Regions from separate parts of the Homo sapiens genome. Here region 1 is linked to region 2. A link is a loop called in an ENCODE intact Hi-C map of the cell type or tissue named here. Cell type or tissue: heart right ventricle. All regions are shown on one strand. Links, peaks and the distances in the headings refer to the core of each region. The heading gives the core; the rest is flanking DNA.

The links. Peaks named below come from ENCODE experiments on the same cell type or tissue, not always from the same donor. Only the 100,000 strongest peaks of a DNase experiment are listed, where the experiment ranks them.
Region 1: it touches region 2 in a loop (2.3-fold over the local background); 22 of 110 quality-filtered maps call a loop at or near these places.

What each region holds. Positions count from the first base shown.
Region 1 is chr19:40,668,480-40,685,295 of GRCh38, reverse strand. NUMBL (NUMB like endocytic adaptor protein) reads left to right here. Exons shown (of 10, transcript NM_004756.5): 3 at 740-879; 4 at 2,328-2,402; 5 at 2,494-2,568; 6 at 4,239-4,379; 7 at 7,875-8,064; 8 at 11,647-11,952; 9 at 15,276-15,398. Among named protein-coding and RNA genes, the nearest start is that of NUMBL, 14 kb to the left of the region's middle. In heart right ventricle, for the core only: no CTCF peak of the experiment used is centred there; a DNase peak (open chromatin) is centred at 13,693; H3K27ac peaks cover 1,233 bases.
Region 2 is chr19:40,741,353-40,748,664 of GRCh38, reverse strand. It overlaps ACTMAP (actin maturation protease), which reads left to right. Exons shown (of 6, transcript NM_198476.5): 2 at 3,467-3,535; 3 at 3,982-4,106; 4 at 4,469-4,598; 5 at 4,690-4,760; 6 at 5,895-7,312. The coding sequence ends at 6,232. Among named protein-coding and RNA genes, the nearest start is that of ACTMAP, 5.5 kb to the left of the region's middle. RefSeq lists enhancers at 2,691-3,656, 3,657-4,623. In heart right ventricle, for the core only: a CTCF peak has its summit at 4,041 (motif pointing left); no DNase peak of the experiment used is centred there; H3K27ac peaks cover 2,567 bases.

The DNA.
Region 1 (16,816 bases), core at 10,791-15,790, 72 kb after region 2:
CTGCTGTTGGTGCTCCCAGTCCTGGGACTGTCAGGATGGCTGATCAGTGAAGACTGTCCTAGTGGCTGGCCACCTCCACACCCACTCCACACACCCACAGCCCTGCCTCTGACAGTCATCAGTGCAAGGCCCCAGAAGCCTTGCCTGGGGACTAGACACAGTTGTCACAGAATGGCTGTGTCTCAGAGTTCCAGAGACAAGCCACCATCCCCCATACCCCATGCACCTGACTCCTGCACCCCTGACCCATGCAATTCCCAACTCCTCTGCTGCCCTCTGATCACCCCACTGCCTGACTCTCATACCCCTAAAACCCCTGACCGTGCGGCCCCTGACTTCTATGCCCTCTAGCCCCCATGCCCTCCTACGTCTGATTTCCCACCCTTTGTGTCCTCACGGCCCTGGGAATGAGGAAGCATCCACCACATGGACAAGAAGCCCTCCAATGCCCTGAAGCCTGTGCCCCATACCCCCCACCCCAGACCTCCAGCCCCTTAGCCCCATGGTTCTGAATCCCCAGTGCCCAACTTTCGCACTCCCCTGGCTTCTGTTGGCTCCTTTCCTCACTGTCCCCTGACTTGAGCTGCTGATCCCATGTGCGCTGCCAACTGACCCTGTAACCCCGCTTCCAGTTATCTTGTTATCTGACCCCATGCTCCCTGAGCACTGGTCCCTCCCCGTTGAGCTCCATACCTTCTGACCCCCACCCTTGACCCACATCACTGTCCTGTGTCACCAGACGGGGCGGGCACCATGAACAAGTTACGGCAGAGCCTGCGGCGGAGGAAGCCAGCCTACGTGCCCGAGGCGTCGCGCCCGCACCAGTGGCAGGCAGACGAGGACGCGGTGCGGAAGGGCACGTGCAGCTTCCCGGTCAGGGTGAGTGGGCGCGGCAGGGTGCGGCGGGGCGAGGGGGACGGGGGCCGCTGTGCTGTGCTGTGCGGGTGCGCGGCCTGGCTGGGACACCAGCCCAAGTCGTTTGAAGTTGGTGTTAAAAAGCGTGAGGCCGGCAGTCCTGGCTATCACGGTGAAACCCCGGCTCTACTAGAAATACAACAAATTAGCCTCGCGTGGTGGCGGGCGCCTGTAGTCCCAGCTACTGGGGAGGCTGAGACAGGAGAATCGCTTGAACCCGGGAGGCGGAGATTGCAGTGAGCCGAGATAGCGCCATTGCACTCCAGCCTGGGCGACAGAGCAGACTCTGTTTCAAAAAAAAAAAAAAAAAAACTTGAAGCGTAGTGGTGGCTAACACCTGTAATTCCAGCACACTGGGAGGCTGTGGTGGGAGGATTGCTTGAGTCAAGGAGTTCAAGACCAGCCTGGGCAAACACAGGGAGACCCTGTCTCTACAAAAAATAGGCACAGTGGCACGCACCTGTAGTCCCAGCTACTCACAAGGCTGAGGTGGGAGGCTCACTCGAGTCCAGGAAGGTCGAGGCTGCAGTGAGCCTTAATTGTGCCATTGCACTCCAGCCTAGGCAACAGAGTGATACCCAATCTTGAAAACAAACAAAAAACCAGAACACATTTTTTTGTACCAGCAAACTATTACCTGGAAGCCGTCATGTGGTGTAGCATTTGCAAAGCGCTCTACCGATAAGGACGTTCTGGTTTAGCCATACCCTACGCTTTTACATTCCTGTGAGGGGGAGAGCAGGATTCACGGCGTGGACTGTGGAGCTCAGCCCCTTCCTGGCTGGGTGATGACTGACCATGGTCACAGCCCCTCCACCACCTTACGTTCCCTTCCCTGGAAGCAGACTTTGAATGTGACGGCTTCATTTGGGAGGTGCAGGAAATGGTGTTGGGAGTGAGGAAAGTAAGGCAGCCAGTAAAGGGTGTGTTATTAAAACTGCAGCAGTGTGCAACTGAGCTTTCCCCTGGGAAACTCGAGGCAACAGTCATCCCACCTGCAGATGAGGGAGCTGGGGCTCAGGTACCCTAACTCCCTTCAGTCATTGTGGGGACTGGCCCAGGCTCTTTCTAGCTGCTTTAGGGTAGGCAAAGCAGCTTTGCATGGCCTGTGGCCAGTCCTCACGCACAGAGATGCAAATACTAGCTCTCGGGAGGACCACGGTGCCGGGTTAGGGCCCAGGGGTATAGCTAGACTGGAATCACTACTACGTGCTGTGCTTCAGTTTCCCCATCTGCATGTCTAGACCAGGAATGGGGTCTCCACCTTGTAGAGTTGAGATGCAGAATAAATGATTGCATACACATCATGTGCTTAAAATATTGTCTACTGCATGGCAGATGCTCAGTGGACACTGAGAATGAGTGATTACTGTGCTGTTTCATGTCCCCCCCCCCATTCCCTCCAACCCAAGTACCTGGGTCACGTGGAGGTAGAGGAGTCCCGGGGAATGCACGTGTGTGAAGATGCGGTGAAGAAGCTGAAGGCGGTGAGTGAGGGGGCTGCCATGAGGGAGGGGGCAAGGTCAGACAGGGAGAGGCACCCTGACCCGGCTCCTTTGTCCCCTTGCCTCCCTCCAGATGGGCCGAAAGTCCGTGAAGTCTGTCCTGTGGGTGTCAGCCGATGGGCTCCGAGTGGTGGACGACAAAACCAAGGTAGGAGGCCTGTGGGGGTGGACGCCAGGGGGCCTGTCTGCTCACCCTGCTGGAATCAGGGCGGAGGACACCTTCCCGCCTCCTCTGCACATCCCTCCCTCAGGGACCTTCTAGACGATGCCGTGTGCTCCCTCTGTCGTCATAACTCAGGAATAAATGCTGTGATTATTTGGGAACTGGCATAGGCTGTGGGTGAGAGAGACTGGAGCAGCTGCCTCAGCTCCGATCCCAGCTTAGGGACCCTGGGCATGAGATTTAACCTCTCTGAGTCTCAGTTGTGTCATCTGAAAAATGCAGATTATAGGCCGGGAGTGGTGGCTCACGCCTGTAATCCCAGTACTTTGGGAGGCCAAGGAGGGTAGATTACCTGAGGTCAGGAGTTCGAGACCAGCCTGGCAATATGGTGAAACCTCATCTCACTAAAAATACAAAAATTAGCTGGACATGGTGGTGTGTACCTGTAATCCTAGCTACTTGGGAGGCTGAGGCAGGAGAATCTCTTGAACCCGAGACTTGGAGGTTGCGGTGAGCGGAGATCATGCCATTGCACTCCAGCCTGGGCAACAAGAGCTAAACTCCATCGCAGAAAAACAGGGATTATAATAGACCCTACCATTAAGTGAGAAAGCATATGCAAGTTATTTGAAATGGTGCCTGGCTGGGAGGGCCCCTTGAAGCCAGGAGTTCAAGATCAGCCTGTGAAACATAGCAAGGCTCCATCTATACAAAATAATTTTTAAAAAAATTTAAATGTGGGCTGGGCACGGTGGCTCACGCCTGTAATCCCAGCACTTTGGGAGGCCAGGGCAGTTGGATCACCTGAGGTCACGAGTTCGAGACTAGCCTGGCCAAGATGGTGAAACCCCACCTCTACTAAAAATACAAAAATTAGCCAGACGTGGTGGTGCGTGCCTGTAATCCCAGCTACTTGGGAGGCTTAGGTAGGAGAATCACTTGAACCCAGGAGGCAGAGGTTTCAGTAAGCCAAGATCATGCCACTGCACTCTAGCCTGGGTGACAGAGCAAGACTCCTTCTGGGAAAAAAATATATATATATATTTAAATGGGGTCTAGTACATCGTAACTGCTCAGATCAATGAATGTTAGCCATTAAGTGTTTATTGTCACCCTGCCCAGTCAGAAGGAAGCACTATGAGGCCACAATCTAGGTATCTGTTTGCTCACCTTGAATCTGCTGCCCCCAGCCCAGAGACTGCCCTAGGAGGTGCCCAGGACATGCTGAGAGTTGGGTTAATAACAGAACAAGATCACCACCTTTGCAAGGCAGTTCCCTCAGCCCAAAATACTGTTCCTTGACTTTTTTTCTTAGTTAGTACCTGCTCCAGGAAGCCTTGCCTGACTGACCCCAAGCTGGCTTCTGCCATGCTGGCCCTGACCCCTCTGCCTGTGCCTCCATGGTCCTGGCCCTGACCCCTCTGCCTGGGCCTCCTTCATCACATCCTGGCTATGACTCTGGGCTGCCCATCTCGTGATGGGTCTGATCTTCCCGCTGACCTGGGAGCCCTCTGCAGGCAAGGCACAGGGTGTCTCAGTGACTGCTGGGTCCCCACCCTGTTCAGGACTGGATTTCAGCAGACACAGAGAGAATGTTGAGTGAACACTTGAAAGAGAGTTCACACTCTTCTCCTGGCCTCCCCGGCCCCTCCTAGGATCTTCTGGTCGACCAGACCATCGAAAAGGTCTCCTTTTGTGCTCCTGACCGCAACCTGGACAAGGCTTTCTCCTATATCTGTCGTGACGGGACTACCCGCCGCTGGATCTGCCACTGTTTTCTGGCACTGAAGGACTCCGTGAGTATTGCCACAGCTGGCCAACTCTTCCCTCCCATGCCCTGGCATCCCAGCCCCACCCCTACAAGCTTCCTGCATTCAGGCACATCACTAACCTCTGTGTGCCCAGTTTCCTCATCTGGAGAAGAAAGTATACTCACGGTTCCCAATTTAGAGTATTCACGTGAGGGCCGGGTGCAGTGGCTCACACCTGTAATCCCAGCACTTTGGGATGCTGGGGCGGGGGGATTGCCTGAGCTCAGGAGTTCAAGACCACCCTGGACAACATGGTAAAACCCCATCTCTACTGAAATACAAAAAATTAGCTAGGTGTGGTGGTGCACACCTGTAGTCCCAGCTACTTGGGAGGCTGAGGCAGGAGAATCACTTGAGCCCGGGAGGTGGAGGTTGCAGTGAGCCAAAATTGCACCACTGCACTCCAGCCTGGGAGACAGAGTGAGACTCCATCTCAAAAAAAAAAGAGTATTGGCCAGGCGTGGTGGCTCACGCCTGTAATCCCAACACTTTGGGAGGCCAAGGCAGGCAGATCACCTGAGGTCAGGAATTTGAGACCAGCCTGGCCAACCTGGTAAAACCCCATCTCTACTAAAAATACAAAAAAAGTAGACAGGCATGGTGGCAGGCGCCTGTGATCCCAGCTACTCCAGAGGCTGAGGTAGGAGAATCACATGTGGGGAGAATCACATGAACCCTGGAGACGGAGGTTGCAGTGAGCCAAGACTGCACCACTGCACTCCAGCCTGGGTGACAGAGCGAGACTCTGTCTCAAGAAAACAAAAAAAAAAAACTATTTGGGGATGAGAATGAAAGCCAGAAAAGAGCAGGACCATCTCCTGTGGGTAAAGAATGTGATGTTGGATGAATTCCTTCCTACTTCTGAAGGAAGTTTTAACCATTAAGCAGTAGAATTCCCCAAGTTCAACTTTTTTTTTTTCTTGAGGTGAAATTCACATAAAATTAATCATTTAAAAGTGTACAATTCAATGGCATTTAATACATTTTCAGTGTTGTTTAACCATTGACTTTAGCAGTCCTGAAACATTTTCATCACCGCTAAAGGAGACCCCATCTCCATTCATCAATTCACCCCGTCTCCCCACTACCCCAGCCCCCTGGCAACCACTAATCTGCTTTGTCTCTCTGTGGATTTACCTATTCTGGATATTTCATTTAATGGAATCATATAATATGTGTCTGGCTTCTTTACTTAGTGTAATGTTGTGTTTTTGTTTGTTTTTGAAACAGAGTTTCGCTCTTGTTACCCAGGCTGGAGTGCAATGGAGCAATCTCAGCTCACTGCAACCTCTGCCTCCCGGGTTCAAGCAATTCTCCTGTCTCAGTCTCCCAAGTAGCTGGGATTACAGACATGCACCATCACAGCTGGCTAATTTTATATTTTTAGTAGAGATGGGGTTTCTCCATGCAGGTCAGGTTGGTCTTGAACTCCCGACCTCAGGTGATCCGCCTGCCTCTGCCTCCCAAAGTGCTGGGATTATAGGTGTGAGCCACCCTGCCCGGCAATGTTTTTAATTAATTTATTTAATGACACAGCGTCTCTCTCTGTCATCAAGGCTGGTGTGCAGTGGTGCAATCTCGCCTCACTGCAACCTGGGTTCAAGCGATTCTCCCACCTCAGCTTCCTGAGTAGCTAGGACTACAGGCACACGCCACCATGCCTGGCTAATTTTTTGTAGAGATGGGATTTCGCCATGTTGCCCAGGCTGGTCTCGAACTCCTGGACTCAAGCGATCCAGTCACCTTGGCCTCCCAAAGTGCTCGGATTACAGGCGTGAGCTGCTTGTATCAGTGGTTCATTCCTTTTTTTGAGACGGAGTCTCGCTCTGTTGCCCCAGGCTGGAGTACAGTGGCACGATCTTGGCTCACTGAAACCTCCGCCTCCAACCTTCAAGTGATTCTCCTGCCACAGCCTCCCTAGTAGCTGGGATTACAGGTGCACGCCACCACACCTGGCAGATTTTTGTATTTTTAGTAGAGATGGGGTTTCACCATGTTGGCCAGGCTGGTCTCGAACTCCTGGCCTCAAGTGATTTGCCTGCCTCGGCCTCCTGGGATTACAGGTGTGAGCGACTGCAGTCACACCGTCTGATTCTTTTTGTATGTCAAATTTGTAGGCATTGGACTACTTCAGCATGCACACCATTAAGTAGAATTCGTATTTGTTTCCAGATTTTTTTTTTCTTCAAAGCGAAAGATATGATTGTCTTAGTTCAGGCTGCTATAACCAGATAGTGTAGACTGTGTGGCTTAAATGACAAACATTTGTTTGCCGCAGTTCTAGAGGCTGGATACCTGAGGTCAGGGTGTCAAATGGCTCATTTCTTGGTGAGGGCTCTTTTCCTGGTTTGCAGATGGATGCCTGCTTTCTGTATCTTCACCTCTCAAGGTGGAGGGGAGATCTCTTGTCTCTTTTTCCTTTTTAAGGGCATTAATCCCGGCCGGGCATGGTGGCTCACGCCTGTAACCCCAACACTTTGGGAGGCCCAGGTGGGCAGATCACTCGAGGTCAGGAGTTCGAGTCCAGCCTCACCAACATCATGAAATCCCATCTCTACTAAAAATACACAAATTAACCAGGTGTGGTGGCGCATGCCTATAATCCCAGCTACTTGAGAGGCTGAGGCAGGAGAATCGCTTGAAGCCGGGAGGTGGAGGTTGCAGTGAGCTGAGGTCATGCCGCTGCACTCCAGCATAGCATCAGAGTAAGACCCTGTCCCAGAAAAAAAATAAATAAATAAGGGCATTAATTCCATCATGAGGACCCCACCTCATGATCTAACATAACTTTTATTGTCTCTCAAAGGCCCACCTCCAAATACCAGCACATTGTGGATGAGGGCTTCAGCGTTAGAACTGAGAGAGACACACACGTTTAGTCTATAGCAATGCACAAGCCTTTGGTGTACAGTCAACGAATTTCGACAACTGCATACACCCATGTAACGAAACCCCTATCAATATCTAGAACATTGCCACCACCCGGTCATCCCCTCATACACTTTCCAGTCATTCCCCACCCCATAGGAAACTACCACTATTCTGACTTTTTTTTAGACAGAATCTCACTCTGTCACCCAAGCTGGAGTGCAGTTGCCCCATCATAGCTGCTTGCAGCCTTGACCTCCTGGGCTCAAGGGAACCTCCCGCCTCAGCCTCCCAAAGTGCTAGGATTACAGGCGAGAGCCACCACTCCTGGCCTGTTCTGACTTTTTTTCACCATAGAACCATAGATTAGTTTTGCCTCTTCTGGAATTTCCAGTAAGTGGAGCCACACAACAGGCTCATTGGTTTCTGGCTTCTCTCACTTGGAGCTGTCATTTCCAGCCCTTCCTTGTGGTGCAGATGAGCACTGAGGCCCAGAGAAGTGCAGAGACTCATCCGGGGCAACCCAGTACCTAGCGGCTATAACCCAGTGCCCCTGGCCCCTGTCCGCACTGCCCAGCGCCTCTAACCCCCCCGCCCATCCTCTCCCCATAGGGCGAGAGGCTGAGCCACGCTGTGGGCTGTGCTTTTGCCGCCTGCCTGGAGCGAAAACAGCGACGGGAGAAGGAATGTGGGGTCACGGCCGCCTTCGATGCCAGCCGCACCAGCTTCGCCCGCGAGGGCTCCTTCCGCCTGTCTGGGGGTGGGCGGCCTGCTGAGCGAGAGGCCCCGGACAAGAAGAAAGGTGGGTGTTGCCCCAAGCGCCAGCAGAGCACAGAGTGGGCACAGGGTACCCAGTATCAGGGGGCAGGGAGCTGCAGAGGTGCAGAGACTCAACAGTTTACAAAGTAGGGGATGCTTCAGGCCAAGCGCCATGGTTCACACCTGTAATCCCAGCACTTTGAGAGGCCGAGATGGGCGGATCGCTTGAGGTCAGAAGTTTGAGACCAGCCTGCGCGACATGGTAAAACCTCGTCTCTACTAAAATACAAAAATTAACTGGGCATGGTGGCCTACGCCTGTAATCCCAACTACTTGGGAGGCTGAGGCAGGAGGATCGCTGGAACCCTGGAGGCAGAGGTTGCAGTGAGCCGAGATCACGCCACTGCACTCCAGCCTGGGCAATAGAGTGAGACTCTGTCTCAAAAAATAAATAAATAAATAAAGCAACTTCCATGGAAAGAGTTCTCTGGGCAATATTCTAAGGGCGCACCAAGTGGTTTACTATCCACCAATTCGGGGCTTTTCGAGGCTTTTCTTTTTTTGTTTGTTTTTTTTTTTTTTTGAGACGGAGTCTCGCTCTGTCAACCAGGCTGGAGTGCAATGGTGTGATCTAGGCTCACTGCAACCTCCACCTCCCGGGTTCAAGCAATTCTGCCTCAGCCTCCCGAGTAGTTAGGATTACAGGCATGGCTAATTTTTGTATTTTTAGTAGAGATGGGGTTTCACCATGTTGGCCTCAACTCCTGACCTCAGGTGAGCCACCGCGCCTGGCCTTCTCAGGGCTTTTCAACCTGTGTATTAAGACCTGGGAAGCCAATTTGCTGTACTGTGGCTGGCATTTTTTGTTTTGTTTTGTTGTCTGAGTTGAGGTCTAATTCTGTTGCCCAGGCTGGAGTGCAGTGGTGCGATCACAGCTCCCTGCAGCCTCAAACTGCTGGGCTCAAGTAATCCTCCTGCCTCAGCCTCCATGTAGCTGGGAATATAGGCACAAGCCACAGCATCTGGCTAATTTTATTTTTATATTTTGTAGAACTGGGATCTTGCTGTGTTTCCCAGGCTGGTCTCAAACTCCTGGCCTCAAACGATCCTCCCACCTCAGCCTCCCAAAGCACTGGTATTATAGGTGTGGACAACTGGGCCCAGCCCATGTGGCTGACATTTAAAAAAATGAAATCAACCTGGGCAACATAGGGAAACCCTGTCTCTACAAATCATTAAAAAATTAGCCAGGCGTGGTGGTGCAACCTGTGGTCCCAGCTCCTCAGGAGGCTGAGGCAGGAGGATCACCTGGGCCCAGGAGGTAGAGGCTGCAGAGAGCTGCGATTGCACCACCACACTCCAACCTGGGTGACAGACAGAGTGAGACCCTGTCTCAAAAAAAAAAAAATTAATTTAAAAACAATGAAATAGAGAATCATAGAAAATATCAGAGTATATTGAATGGCATAAGGGTTAAATATAATTTAATGATACTTTTATTTGAGAGAGAGAGTGTGTGTGTGTGTGCACGCGTGTGTAAGAGGCTACCATATAAAAGATATCTCTTAACTCTGGATTGCCATCAAGAAAGTTTGAAACATACTTGGTAAAACTAACTTTCTAGGTAAATGGTTAAATACTTTGTAAGTTCTAAAACTCTGTGTGTGTGTGTGTGTGTGTGTGTGTGTGTGTGTGTGTTTAAAATATAATTGTATGTATGTCCTGAGTCACCATATAATTAATTTATTTATTAATTAATTAATTTATTTATTTATTTTACTGTGAATTTAAGTTCTTTGGGAAAACACTACTTAGAATTTACAAAGAATTTACCATTGGGAACTGATCCTGATTAAGGGAGACTAATGAGGTTTAACAGGTATTAATAGATGCGAGATGTGATCCTGAATTAGATCCTGGATTGTAAGGGGAAAAAAAAGAACATCTTTTTTTTGAGACAGAGTCTCTCTCCGTCACCCAGGCTGGAATGCAGTAGTGCCATCTCAGCTCACTGCAACCTCTGCCTCCTGGTTTCAAGACATTTATGTGCCTCAGCCTCCTGAGTAGCTGGGATTACAGGTGCCCGCCACCACGTCCAGCTAAGTTTTTTTTTTTTTTTTTTTTTTTTTTTTGAGACAGAGTCTTGCTCTGTTGCCCAGGCTGGAGTGCAATGGTGCGATCTCGGCTCACTGCAACCTCTGCCTCCCGGGTTCAAGCGATTCTCCTGCCTCAGCCTCCAGAGTAGCTGGAATCCCAGGCGTGTGCCACCACACCCAGCTAATCTTTTTTTGTATTTTTAGTAGAGATGGTGTTTCACCATGTTGGCAAGGCTGGTCTTGAACTCCTGGCTTCAACTGATCCCCCCACCTTGGCCTCTCAAAGTGCTGGGATTACAGGCGTGAACCACTGTGTCCAGGCATGCTTTTGTTGGATTCCAAAACATTTAACATTCACTACCTAAACTGACCCTCTCAGAGGCTTGGGAGGTAGCACTGAGATGTTTATCCCAGGTTTCTAGTTGGCAAACTGGAGCCCAGAGAGGGGAGGGGACTTCCTGAGGTCACACAGTGAGTGGAGGCAGAGGAGGTTTCCTGGTTCCAACCTGTCCTGGGCTGTTTCCACTGCCTTGGGCCAGGCCTGCATGGGTGCCCCATTGTGTCACGATGGGAGAAGCAGCACTGGGCGACATCCTTATGGGAGGGTCTCTCTGGGCCTGAGTTTAATCTCCATGGCATTCAGGCTGCAGCTCGGGGAGGCCCTGGTAGGAGGGTAGATGTGTGTTTGTGGTTTGGCAGGGGTGAGGGCAGCCCTGCCCTTGAAGAGCCTGCCTCTCCTGCTGAGTGGGGAGGTCAGGTTTCCTCCCAGAGTACAGAGAACAGTCTCAGAGTGGAGGGAGCCAGGCTGAGAGCCTGGAACAATCTGGAAAGCTTCTCAGAGGATGAAGCATCCAAGCCATGTCTAGAATGACTGGAGGAAGGGAGGAGCTACTTGAGGTGGGAAGAAGGCTGGGAGGTGGGAGACAGAGGGGAACAGACAGTGACAGAGAAAGACAACATGATATGGAGAGACAGGTCAGAGGGAGACAGGGCGGGCAGTCATTTGGAGCATGGGGTCCAGAGTCAGCCTGCCCCTTCCTAGCAGTAGGACTTGGGCACATCACACTGGGCCTTTGCTGGGTCTCAGTTTCCACATCTGTAAAATGAGAATCATATCAACCCCATGGGTAGTCGTGTGGATTGAATGAGTGAATACTTGAAAAGCATCTGGAACAATGCCTGATACGTTGTTCCAGCACCAAATCAGTGTTTGTTAAGTGATCAAAAAGGGAGATAGAGGGTCTTAGAGGGAAGAATGGTGAGAGCAGCAGGGCAAGACAGAAAGGGGCAGGAAGCTGGAGAGACACAGAGGGTGAGCCTGGGGGACGGTTTTCCAAGAGCCTCCTGGGGAAGGGGATCATGACTTGGGTGGGGGTGAGGGATATCTCAGGGCTTTGACTAGCTTGTCTTAAGGGCAGGACTCACTGGGCAAGGAAGGCAGCCTTGGAGAATGATCAAGAGAACCAGGTGGGAGAGGCCTTGCATGCCATGGTGAGATATCTAACCATCCATCTCCCCCATGTCTCCAGCAGAGGCAGCAGCTGCCCCCACTGTGGCTCCTGGCCCTGCCCAGCCTGGGCACGTGTCCCCGACACCAGCCACCACATCCCCTGGTGAGAAGGGTGAGGCAGGCACCCCTGTGGCTGCAGGCACCACTGCGGCCGCCATCCCCCGGCGCCATGCACCCCTGGAGCAGCTGGTTCGCCAGGGCTCCTTCCGTGGGTTCCCAGCACTCAGCCAGAAGAACTCGCCTTTCAAACGGCAGCTGAGCCTACGGCTGAATGAGCTGCCATCCACGCTGCAGCGCCGCACTGACTTCCAGGTGAAGGGCACAGGTGAGCCCTGGGCCCAGTGGGAAACGGCGTTGGAATCAATTGGCACTATCTGATGTGGGCAAGGGATGGAGGCGAGATGGTTCACACTGTGATTGATTTGCACTGTCTGCCATGGGCAAAGGAGAGAGAGTGGGAACATGTCATGATCGATTAGCAGTGGGCAAGGGAGAGGAAAGAGATAGCACAAATCAGGATTGATAAGCCGTGTCTGCTCTGAGTAAGGGATAGTAGAAAGGCATCACAAGTTATGATCAGTTAGCAATGTCTGGTGTGGTTAAGGAAAAGGAGAAAGATGACACACATCATGATTAGTTAGCAAAGTCGGCTATGGACAAAGAAGTCGGGCATGGATAAGGAAGTTTGCCATGGGCCAGGGAAAGAAGAGAAGCAACACCATTGGCCTGTTTTTGCTCAGGAGTAGACTGAAGCACTACAGGTTAATGCTCCCTCCCTCCAAGCATTCACCTATGAGATCTGGCTAGGTGAAGGATACAGGTATTCCTCAGGCTCTGAGGAAAGGAGGATTGTGATGGATTAGAAATGTCTGCCTAGGGCAGGGAGCATCAAGGGATGGCAAAAAAGGCATCACAAGTCATGATCAATTAGCAATGTCTGCTGTGGTTAAGGGAAACGAGAAAGATGGCACACATCATGATCGGTTAGCAGTCATGATCTCCATGCAGTGTGTGTCATGGGCAAGGGAGAAGAAAGAGTAGCAAGAGTGTTATGTTTTTACCCAAAGGGGAGACTCCCAGAATTTGGTCAGTAGAAACATGACATGCAGGGCACCAGTGAGCTCAGAGATCCCAGGGGTCAGGGGCATAGTGATGGATCAGGAACATTTGTTGTAGGCACAGAGTTGAGCAGAGGCAGTACCCATCACGAAAAGGAGCAGCACATCATAATTGATTGGCATTGTCTGCCATGGCTGGTGGTAAGAGAGAGGAGATATAAAGGTCCTGTTTTACTTGGAGGGAAGATGGAGTTACAAGGATCTGTTTCTTCTAGCACTTGGCCAGGGGAGCCATGAGGTCTGGACAGGTGACGGGTAAGGTGAGCAAAGAGCTCCGTGGGGGAAAAAAGCATTGTGTTTGATTACTAATGTCTGCCATGGGCCAGGGAAAGGAGACAGGTGGTGTACATCATGATCTAAAAGTGATGTCTAGCCAAGTGCAGTGGCTCATGCCTGTGGTCTCAGCACTTTGGGAGGCCAAGGCAGGCAGATCACTTGAGCCCAAGAGGGGCTCAAGGATCCCTTGAGGCAGATCACTTGGCTAAACCCTGTCTCTACAAAAAAATACAAAAACTAGCCTGGTGTGGTGGCGCATGCCTGTAGTCTCAGCTACTCAGGAGGCTGAGGAAGGAGAATTGCTTCAGCCCAGCTGCAGTGAGCTAAGATTGCGCCACTTCACTCCAGCCTGGGCAACAGAGTGAGAACCTGTCTCAAAAAAAAAAAAATTAAGAGCAATCTCTGCCATAGGGAAGGAAGATAGAGGTGGCACGCTACTGAGTTTTTGCCTGAGGGAGGCAGGCAGAAGGGCTGTCTTCCCCACCAGCAGCCAGTGAACCCATGTGGTCTGGCCCACTCTCTTGCTCCTGGATGCCAAATCTGCATCGCCTACCCGTTATGTCCTCGGGGATTGATGTGGGAGGGTGTTGAGCTGTATCCAGGAGGCTGGGCTGCTCCAAAAGGTAACCGGTGAGCAGATGCCAACCCTTGTTGAGAGTGACGCACGCTCCCTCCATGCCTGCAGCATTCCTGGGCCATCACACACCCTCACATTTGCTGTCCTTAACGCAGCCTGACATCAGGCACACTCCCCAGGCTGTCACACGTGCTCCTGAGAGGTGGCAGGAGCTCCAGGCTTTATTTGGAAGCCTCACACTCCTGTGGCCAGCTGCACGCTTATTTGGATGTGACTTGCCACACAGAAATTTCACATACTCACATAGACATTGCACCCCCCCACACACATGTCACACATGCTCAGAAGTCACAAACTCACAGTCAGGTATACTCTCAAGTCACACACACTCCAAAATCACAGAGTCAGAAGTCACACATGGCCAGACGTGGTGGCTCACACCTGTAATCCCAGCACTTTGGGAGGCTGAGGCAGGAGGATCACTTGAGCTCAGGAGTTTGAGACCAGCCTGGGCACCACAGCAAGATCTCATCTCCACAAAAAAATTTTAAAAATTAACCTTTATTGTTAACCAGGTGCAGTGGCATGCACCTGTAGTCCCAGCTACTCAGGAAGATTGCTTGAGCCTGGGAGGCGGAGGTTGCAGTGAACTAAGATTGTGCCACTACACTCCAGCCTGGGCAACAGAGCGAGACCCTGTGTCAAAAATAAATAAATAAATATTTTTAAAAAAGAAACACACTCAGATTTACACACCTTCACAGACCACACACCCAGATTTATGCAAACTCCAAAGCCACATGTGCAGATCCATGCACACCTGCAAACACACTCATACATCACACGGCAGATGCACTCACACCTGGGAGTCACGCATCAGGACGCCACACACCCGGACCCCAGTCACACTCTCAGAAGCTGCATTCCTGTTTGGACGAACATGCACAATCATTGTCGACATTGGCTGTCCCACCCGGGCGCCCCCGCAGCACACCTGCAGACTCCTACGGCCAGTTCTGATGTTCACTGGAGCATCTACATGGTCCCTTGGAGACAGCCATTGGCTAAAACATCACAGACATGTGTCACACACCACACATGGGAGTCCTTAATTGTTTATTTGGATGGTACCTTTGCTCATCACAAGCCCTCACGGGGCCGCCATGCCTGCTCAGTGTCTCCTGCCTTGCTGGCACAGGTGTATCTCTGCTCTCATGATGTTTGCCATAGATCAGCCTGGGTGGGGTGGACAGGACCCCACTTCTCTGCCCAAAGCTGGACAAATGATCCCCAGCCAGTGAGCGGCCATGCCACAGCCCATTCAGACTGGGCCCATGTCCTTGCCATGCACGTGGTTGGGCATATTTTTAAACTAATATATGTTGCTAAGTGTTTTAGACAACTCTTCTGGTTTGTGGCCACACACAAATCTTGAGGTCCTTGGTTTGGGGTCCCTGTTACTGTCAGCCGTCAAATGTCACACACTAACTCAGTCGTTCTGCCGCTCAGATGTGACACACACATATGCACAGTTATTTGGCGGTCATGGCCACTTAGTTACTACAGTGGGAAAGGATCCAGGTCAGAAGAGAGGGCCACCGAGGGCGGGGGGTAGAGGGCGGGGCTGCGGCAGGGTCTGGGCCTGTTTGCTGACCTCTGTCCTGCCCTGCTTCCCAGTGCCTGAGATGGAGCCTCCTGGTGCCGGCGACAGTGACAGCATCAACGCTCTGTGCACACAGATCAGTTCATCTTTTGCCAGTGCTGGAGCGCCAGCACCAGGGCCACCACCTGCCACAACAGGTAAAGCCAGGCTTTCTGCTGGGCAGACACCCTGCATGTCCCTCCTGTATCCCCTCCTCTATCCAGGGCTACCCAGACACTCCAGGGGTCTTGGGATCCTACAGGCTTAGAACCATGGATCACCTCAGAGCCAGGGGATCATCCTACAACCATGGATCATCTTAGAGCCATGGGATTACCTGAGAATCATGCGATTACTTTAGAACCATGGATCATCTTAGAGCCAGGGGATCATCCTAGATCCATGGATCATCTTAGAGCCACGGGATTACCTGAGAATCATGCAATCACCTTAAAAGCAGGGATCATCTTAGAGCCAGGGGATCAGCCTAGAACCATGGGATTATCTGAGAATCGTGTGATCATCTTAGAGCCATGGATCATCTTAGAGCCAGGGGATCATCCTAGATCCGTGGTTCATCTTAGAGCCATGGGATTACCTAAGAATCATGTGATCACCTTAGACCCAGGGATCATCTTAGAGCCAGGGGATTATCCTAGAACCATGGATCATCTTAGAGCCATGGAATTATCTGAGAATCATGTGATCACCTTAGAGCCATGGATCATCTCAGAGCCCTTGATCATTTTAGAGCCACGGGATCCCCTTAGAACCATGGGATCATCCTAGAACTATGGATCATCTTAGAGCCATAGGATCACCTTAGAAACACAGATCATCTTAGAACCAGAGGATCATCCTAGAACCAAGGATCATCTTAGAGCCGTGGGATTACCTGAGAATCAAGTGATCACTTTAGAACCATGAATTATCTTAGAGATACGGGATCATTGTAGAGCCACGGGGTCACCTCAGAGGCATGTGCTCATGCTAGAATCTTGGGATCACCTTAGAGCCCAGAGATCGTTTCAGAACCATGGAATCCTTGAGAACCATGTATCATCTTAGAGCCATGGGCTTATCCTAGAACCACAGGTGCACCTTAGAATCTCAAACACTGTAAATGTAGAACTCGAGAATCTTAGAAAGCCCAACCCTAAACTGTCAAACCTTACTATGTTAGGATACTATTATACATGTGGAGAAAGATCCATGCAATCTTAGAATCTTAACTCCTAAAACAATACATTCTGAAGGTATTAGAAAATCAAGGGTGATATTCAAAATAGTGAATACCAGCTGGGTGTGGTGGCTCATGCCTGTAATCCTAGTACTTTGGGAAGCCGAGGCAGGGGGATTACTTGAGGTAGGAGTTCGAGTCCAGCCTGGGCAACATGTTGAAACCTCGCCTCTACTAAAAATACAAAAAATCAGCCGGGCGTAATGGTGCGCGCCTGTAATCCCAGCTACTCAGGAGACTGAGGCACGAGAATTGCTTGAACCTGGGAGGCAGAGGTTGCAGTGAGCCCAGATAGGGCATCCCTGGGCAACAGAGTGAGACTCTCAAAACGAACAG
Region 2 (7,312 bases), core at 2,002-7,001:
CGCAGGACAGAGCGGGTCGTGCAAAGGGACTGAGACTTTCCTGAGGGCACGGGGGAGCCCTGGAGAGGCTCTGTGCAGAAAAGGAGGCTGCCTGTGGAAGTGGTACTTAGGAGCCTTGAGGAAACTGGGACATCCAGGGACCCAGGTGGGAGGGGAAAGGAGAGTGCCAGACCTAGGCTGGGGCCCTGAGGCTGAGGTTTAGTGATTGCCTGGCTGAAGAAAAGAGGGAGAAGCGACTTGCCAGGACTCACATTGAAACTCCAAGCTTTCCAGACACTTTTTTTTTTTAATGGAGTTTCCCTCTTTCATCCAGGCTGGAGTGAACTGGCGCCCACCACCACGCCCAGCTAATTTTTGTAATTTTAGTAGAGACAGGGTTTGTCATGTTGGCCAGGCTGGTCTCGAACTCCCAACCTCAGGTGATCCACCTGCCTCAGCCTCCCAAAGTGGTGGGATTACAGGCGTGAGCCACTGGGCCTGGCCTCCGGACACATTTATAACCTTCCCTAAATGCCCCCACTGAGATGAGGCAAATTTAATGCAAATTACAGCCACCTTTTACTGAATGCCTTACCCTATGTCAGGCGCTGTTGTGTTTAAATATTAATTTACTGAATCCTCTCAACAACCCCATGAGGTAGAAACTTTTATTGTCTCATTTTCCTGGTGAGAAAACTGAGGCTCATAGAAGTGAAGCCCCTTAGCTATAATGCCCCTTAGCTATAGTGCAGAAAGAGGAAGAGTCCAATTTGAACTCTGGCGGCAGGGCTCCAAGCTGTTTGTTTGTTTGTTTGTTTTTGGGACAGGGTCTTGCTCTGTTGCCCAGGATGGAATGCAGTAGCTGGATCACAGCTCACTGCAGCCCCAACCTCCCAGGCTCAAGTGATCCTCCCATCTCAGCCTCCAAAATAGCTGGGACCACAGATGTGCGCCACCATGCCCGGCTAGTTTTTTGTACATATATATTTTTTTGTAGATATAGAGTCTTGCTGTGTTGCCCAGGCTGGGTCTTGAATTCTTGGGCCCAAGCGATCTTCTTGTCTCGACCACCCAAAGTGCTGGAATTACAGGCGTTAGCCACCGCACCCAGCCTGGCTCCATGCTTATTTATTTATTTATTTATTTAGAGATGGAGTTTCGCTCTTATTGCCCAGACTGGAGTGCAGTGGCATGATCTCAGCTCACTGCAACCTCTGCCTCCCGGGTTCAAGCGATTCTTCTGCCTCGGCCTCCTGAGTAGCTGGGATTACAGGTGCCCACCACCACGCCTGGCTAATTTTTTGTATTTTTAGTAGAGACGGGCTGTCGTCTTGTTGGCCAGGCTGGTCTCGAACTCCTGACCTCAGGTGATCCACCTGCTTCAGCCTCCCAAAGTGCTGGGATTACAGGCGTGAGCTGCTGCACCCGGCCTCCATGCTTTTAATCATACTTATGTGGTATCATCTTTCATCAGGAGGGTACCCTAAACTAGGAACCAGGAGCTCTGAGTCCGCACCCCCCCAACACCCAAACCGAACCTTGCCTTCTTACCAGCCTTGGAATAGGAATAATAAGCATGGGCCGGGCACGGTGGCTCATGCCTATAATCCCAGCACTTTGGGAGGCCAAGGCAGGCAGATCACCTGAGGCCAGGAGTTTGAGACTAGCCTGGCCAACATGGCAAAACCCTGTCTCTACCAAAAATATAAAAATTAGCCGGAAATGGTGGCACACACCTGTAATTCTAGCTACTCGGGAGGCTGAAGCAGGAGAATTGCTTGAACCCAGGAGGTGGAGGTGGCAGTGAGCCAAGATCGCACCACTGTACTCCAGCCCGGGCGACAGAGCAAGACTGCATCTCAACAAAAAAAAGGAGGCCGGGCATGGTGGCTCACGCCTGTAATCCTAGCACTTTTCAGAGGCTGAGGCGGGTGGATCACCTGAGGTCAGCAGTTCGAGACCAGCCTGACCAACATGGAGAAACCCCGTATCTACTAAAAATACAAAAAAGGGCCGGGTGCAGTGGCTCACGCCTGTGATCCCAGCACTTTGGTAGGCTGAGGCGGGCAAATCACGAAGTCAGGAGATCGAGACCATCCTGGCTAACAGGGTGAAACCCTGTTGCTACTAAAAATACAAAAAATTAGCCAGGTGTGGTGGCGGGAGCCTGCAGTCCCAGCTATTCGGGAGGCTGAGGCAGGAGAATGGCGTGAACCCGGGAGGCAGAGCTTGCAGTGAGCCAAGATCGGGCCACTGCACTCCAGCTGTCTCAAAAAAAAACAAAAACAAAAACAAAAACTTAGCCAGGCATGGTGGCGCATGCCTATAATCCCAGCTACTCAGGAGGCTGAGGCAGGAGAATCGCTTGAACCCAGGAGGCGGAGGTTGTGGTGAGCCAAGATCGCACCATTGCACTCCAGCCGGAGCAACAAGAGGGAAACTCTGTCCCAAAAAACAAACAAACAAACAAACAAAAAGGAATGAATCCCTCAGGGCCAGACTATCTGAGTGGCCTCCCCCAGGGTACAAAGATTCACTATCAAGGTGATGTTTTAGGCCTTAAGCATGTTGTTACCTGGTTTTATTCAAAGTTCAGTTAAGGGATTTTCATTGTTGAACAGCCCAGGAAACAGACTTGAAGCGAAAAACAAATCACAGAGTTTGGAGCCTGGGCAACATATAGCATGATCTCATCTCTACTAAAAATAAAAAGAGTCGGGCACGGTGGCTCACGCCTATAATCCCCAGCACTTTGGGAGGCCAAGGTGGGTGGATAACCTGAGGTCAGGAATTCGAGACCAGCCTGGCCAACATGGTGAAACCCCGTTTCTACTAAAAATACAAAATTAGCTGGGCGTGGTGGCGCATGCCTGTAATCCCAGCTACTCGGGAGGCTGAGGCAGGAGACCCACTTGAACCCGGGAGGTAGGGGTTGCAGTGAGCTGAGATCGCGCTGTTGCACTCCAGTATGGGCAAAACGAGCAAAACTCTGTCTCAAAATAAAATAAAATAAAAAGAACTAGCTGGACATGGTGGTGCATGCCTATACTCCCAGCTACTCAGGAAGCCGAGGCAGGAGGAATAACTTGACCCTGGGAGGTCGAGGCTGCAGTGAGCTTTGATTGCATCATTGCATTCCATCCTGGGCAACAGAGCAAGAAAAAGAGTTGGAGATAGAGATACCACTTTGAGAAATTTCCTCAGATAAACCTGGTTGCAAAGTGCCACCCTTTGCTCCTCACCCTTCAATAACTGAGAGAGCGAGCAGGGAGCAGGCAGGCAGAAGGACCATTCCCACAAACCAGATGAGGAAACTGAAGCTTGGGGAGGGGAAGTCAGTGACTGAACCAGGAGCCGCCTTCAGCCTTAGGACAGCCAGGCCCATATTCCCTTCATCATCCCTGGATACGACCACTCCCAGCCAGACCTCAGGGTAGGGGGTGCTTCAGAGCTGGCTCCCTGGTGACTGAGCACGGCTCTGCTTCAGGTTCCGAGGTGACCTGCGGTGGATCCTCTTCTGTGCAGACCTGCCGTCCCTCATCCAAGAAGGCCCTCAGTATGTGCCCTGATGCGGGAACCCCAGCCCATCTGCTGCCTTTACTCTGCCCTTGCTGGGCTTCTTAAGGACTGATCTGGAGAAGAGGAGTGGATTGTCCCTGCTGGGAGGAGGAGGGAAGGAAAGGGGGAACTTTCCACTCAGGCTTCTGAGTGCCTGCATAGTAAACATAGTTGGGACATGCGAGGAATGAACGAATGAGCCTGGTCCATCTCTCTAACTCCACCTTGGTTCCTCCTCCCAGGAAGCTCAGGTGACCTCTCCCCCGCCTTCCACCCCCAGCCCTCCAGCCCTGGGCTCTCCCCTGAAGGGGAGTCAGGTCTCCCTCGCTGGCCTGGGAGAGGGGAGGGGGACTCCTCCAGGGCAGCAAACCTGTTCCCCAACTCCAGCTTCCAGGTAAGGGGGCTGTGACATAGGATTGACAGGCTGGGCCTCTCTGTCCCCAGATGCGGGCTGGTGGCCTTGTGGATGGCAGGTACTCTCCTGTCGCCCCCCAGTGGCGTCCCCCTGGAGAGACTCATACGGGTGGCCACGGAAAGAGGCTACACGGCCCAGGGAGAGATGTTCTCAGGTGAGCTGGGTGACTGCATGCTCCATCATCTCTTCATGAGGCTGGGACCAGAGAGGCTGGGTGGGATGCTGGCAGCCGTGTGTCAGGGTGTCTCATTCCATTCTTTGGGCCCTTCCCACTGCCCAGTAGAGCAGAGAGGTTACAAGATGGACTTGAGCTGGCTGCCTAGGTTGCAAACCCAGCTCTGCCACCTCTTCGCTGGGGCCATGGACAAGCCACTCACGCTCTTTGTGCCTCATTTTCTGCATTTGTACCAAGGGGTGGAAGGTCATGGTGAGGGTTGGAAGCATCGCCCACTGTGAGCCCTCAGCACGGTGCTGGGCACATGCAGCAAGCCCCCTCTGTGTGCTCTCACCCTGCAGTGGCCGATATGGGCAGGCTGGCCCAGGAGGTGCTGGGCTGCCAGGCCAAGCTGCTCTCTGGTGGCCTGGGCGGTCCCAACAGAGACCTCGTCCTGCAGCACCTGGTCACTGGACATCCCCTGCTCATCCCGTATCCCAGGGCCTGGGAGAGAGGAGGGCAGGGGTGGCAAAGGGTGGGTCCCAGGGCCACACCATCGTTTTTACCTTAATGCCAGCACCAGCTACGACGAGGACTTCAACCATGAGCCGTGTCAGAGGAAGGGCCACAAGGCACACTGGGCGGTGAGTGCAGGTGGGTTCCCCCTCCTTTGTCTGCACCCCTCAACCTGGGTCTCCCCGGCCTCCATTAATCCTCCTGACATTCTCACCCCTTGTGCTGGTGCCTCCCCAGCCAGGCTGGGCACTTAGCATTAGCACCGGGCAGGCTGGGCCCCAGGTGTCTGCCAGTTGGAGCTTCTACAAACAGAAGCTCAGAGCACAGATTTCAGGATCAGACCGTCTGGGCTCCAGGCCTGGCACAGCCTCTTCTAGGCTCTGTGACTCTGGGCAGGTATCATCACCTCTCTGGACAGCTCCTTTCCCCATCTGGAAATTGGGGGTAACAGTACCCACCTCATAAGGCTGCCTTGTAGGCAGAGCACTCAGCACTCTTAGAACAAGGCTTGGCCAGGCGCGGTGGCTCACGCCTGTAATCCCAGCACTTCGGGAGGCCAAGGTGGGTGGATCGCTTGAGGTCAGGAGTTTGAGACCAGCCTGGCCAACATGGTGATACCCTGTCTCTACTAAAAATACAAAAATTAGCCAGGCGTGGTGGTGTATGCCTGAAATCCTAGCTACTTGGGAGGCTGAAGCAGGAAAATTGCTTGGACCTGGGAGGCGGAGGTTGCAGTGAGCTGAGATCGTGCCACTGCACTCCAACCTGGGTGACAGAGCAAGACTCCATCTCAAAAAAAAAAAAAAAATAGAACAGGGCTTGGCGTGTGACATGTCTCTGTAAGTATTACCAGCACCGTTTTCATCATTCCCCCTGCCTGAAAGAAAGAAGGCCAGGTTGGTCCGCGTCAGGAGGTCCGGGGGAGGCTCCGCTCAGCTTCTTCATGGCTTTGTGGTCTTGACAGCTCCTCTTGGAGCCTCTTCCCTAAAGAGCTGAGGATGACCGGGTGACGGCATTTGCTTCATCTCATGCTGCCTCCCCACCTCCCCTGTGCTCAGGCCAGATGAGGCAAGACTTAAAACACCTACAGCTTTGGAGCCGGGTGCCACGGTGGGTCCAAATCCCAACCCACTGGCCACCACTAACGTCACCGTAACCTAGGAATGGCAGCTGCACCCACCCTGGAGGGCCGGGAGAGGGCGGAACTTAGTGAGCCCCAGCACCTGGTCCTGGCTCAGTCACTGCCACTCACCACCTTCTCCTCTCCCCCAGGGGTCCTGCTGGGTGTTCGGGCTGTGCCCAGTCTCGGCTACACTGAGGACCCTGAGCTGCCGGGCCTGTTCCACCCAGTGCTGGGCACGCCCTGCCAACCACCATCCCTGCCAGAGGAGGGCTCCCCGGGAGCTGTCTACCTGCTGTCCAAGCAGGGCAAGAGTTGGCACTATCAGCTGTGGGACTACGACCAGGTCCGGGAGAGCAACCTGCAGCTGACGGACTTCTCGCCCTCACGGGCCACTGACGGCCGGGTGTACGTGGTGCCCGTGGGTGGGGTACGGGCTGGCCTCTGTGGCCAGGCCCTGCTCCTCACACCACAGGACTGCAGCCATTAGCTGCGGCTGCGGTCTCAGGCTGCAGCCTAGCTCGGTAACCATTTGAAGTGTGCCTACACTTCTCCCACTGTGTGATGGCGACAAGATTGAAGCTAGGTCTCAGGGGTCTCCAGTCCTCCTTCATCAGGGCCACCCCCTGCAGTATTGAGCACCAGCTGGTCCCTCTAGGGAGAGATTGACAACAGCCCGGACCCTGCGGCCTGCCTATTCCATCTGAATGTCGCATCGTCTGTTTCTCACTAGGGGCCGCCTCTGTCATCTCACTAGACATTTGAGGAACCTCCTGCCTGGGCCCTCTGCTTCTCACAGGACAGGGACACTGAACTGCGTCAGCCTCAGCTCACCCCTCCTTAGCCCAAGGTCTTCCTCATGCTTGCCACCTACTAGTCATACTGGCCTTTTAGATCCCTGAAGTGTTGTTCAAATCCCCGGATCATTGAGTCCCACCCCCAGCCCTCTGCTGCGGATCACTCCTTAACTTTTCCATTGGGGCTCAGGTATCACTACCTCAGGGAAGAGTCCTGCAGCCCCAGTCAAGACACCCCTCCCCCACCTCATGTCTTCACAGTTTTAAAGCCCATCTGGGAGCAGTTACCTGTGCCAGCCCCTCTACCTGTGTTAGCAGATCTGGCAACCCTGTAAGGGGGGTGCTAGATGGACCCGATTTGACAGATGGCAAGACTGAGGCCTGGAGAAGTGGAATCACTGGCCTGAGGTCACATGACTAGCACATGGCAAGGTCAGGATTCAAGCTAGGTAGTCAGTATCTCAGCCAGGCTGTCTCCTGGCTCCCTGAACATTATGGTGCTGACCACAAACTTTCCTGTCCACTTATACAAACTTCTAGTGAGTGTGTGTGATTACTAGCTTCATGAATACCTGACCCCTCCACTCTGAAGGAGGAACAGGCCTGTCTGGATCACTTCTCTGTCCCTAACTGAGCCCATCTCATTTAGGGAAACTACAGAGCACTGTTGCTTTTTTTTTTTTTAGATGGAGTCTCGTTCTGTCGTCCAGGCTGGAGTGCGGTGGCGTGATCTCAGCTCACTCCAGCCTCCACTTCCCAGGTTCAAGTGATTC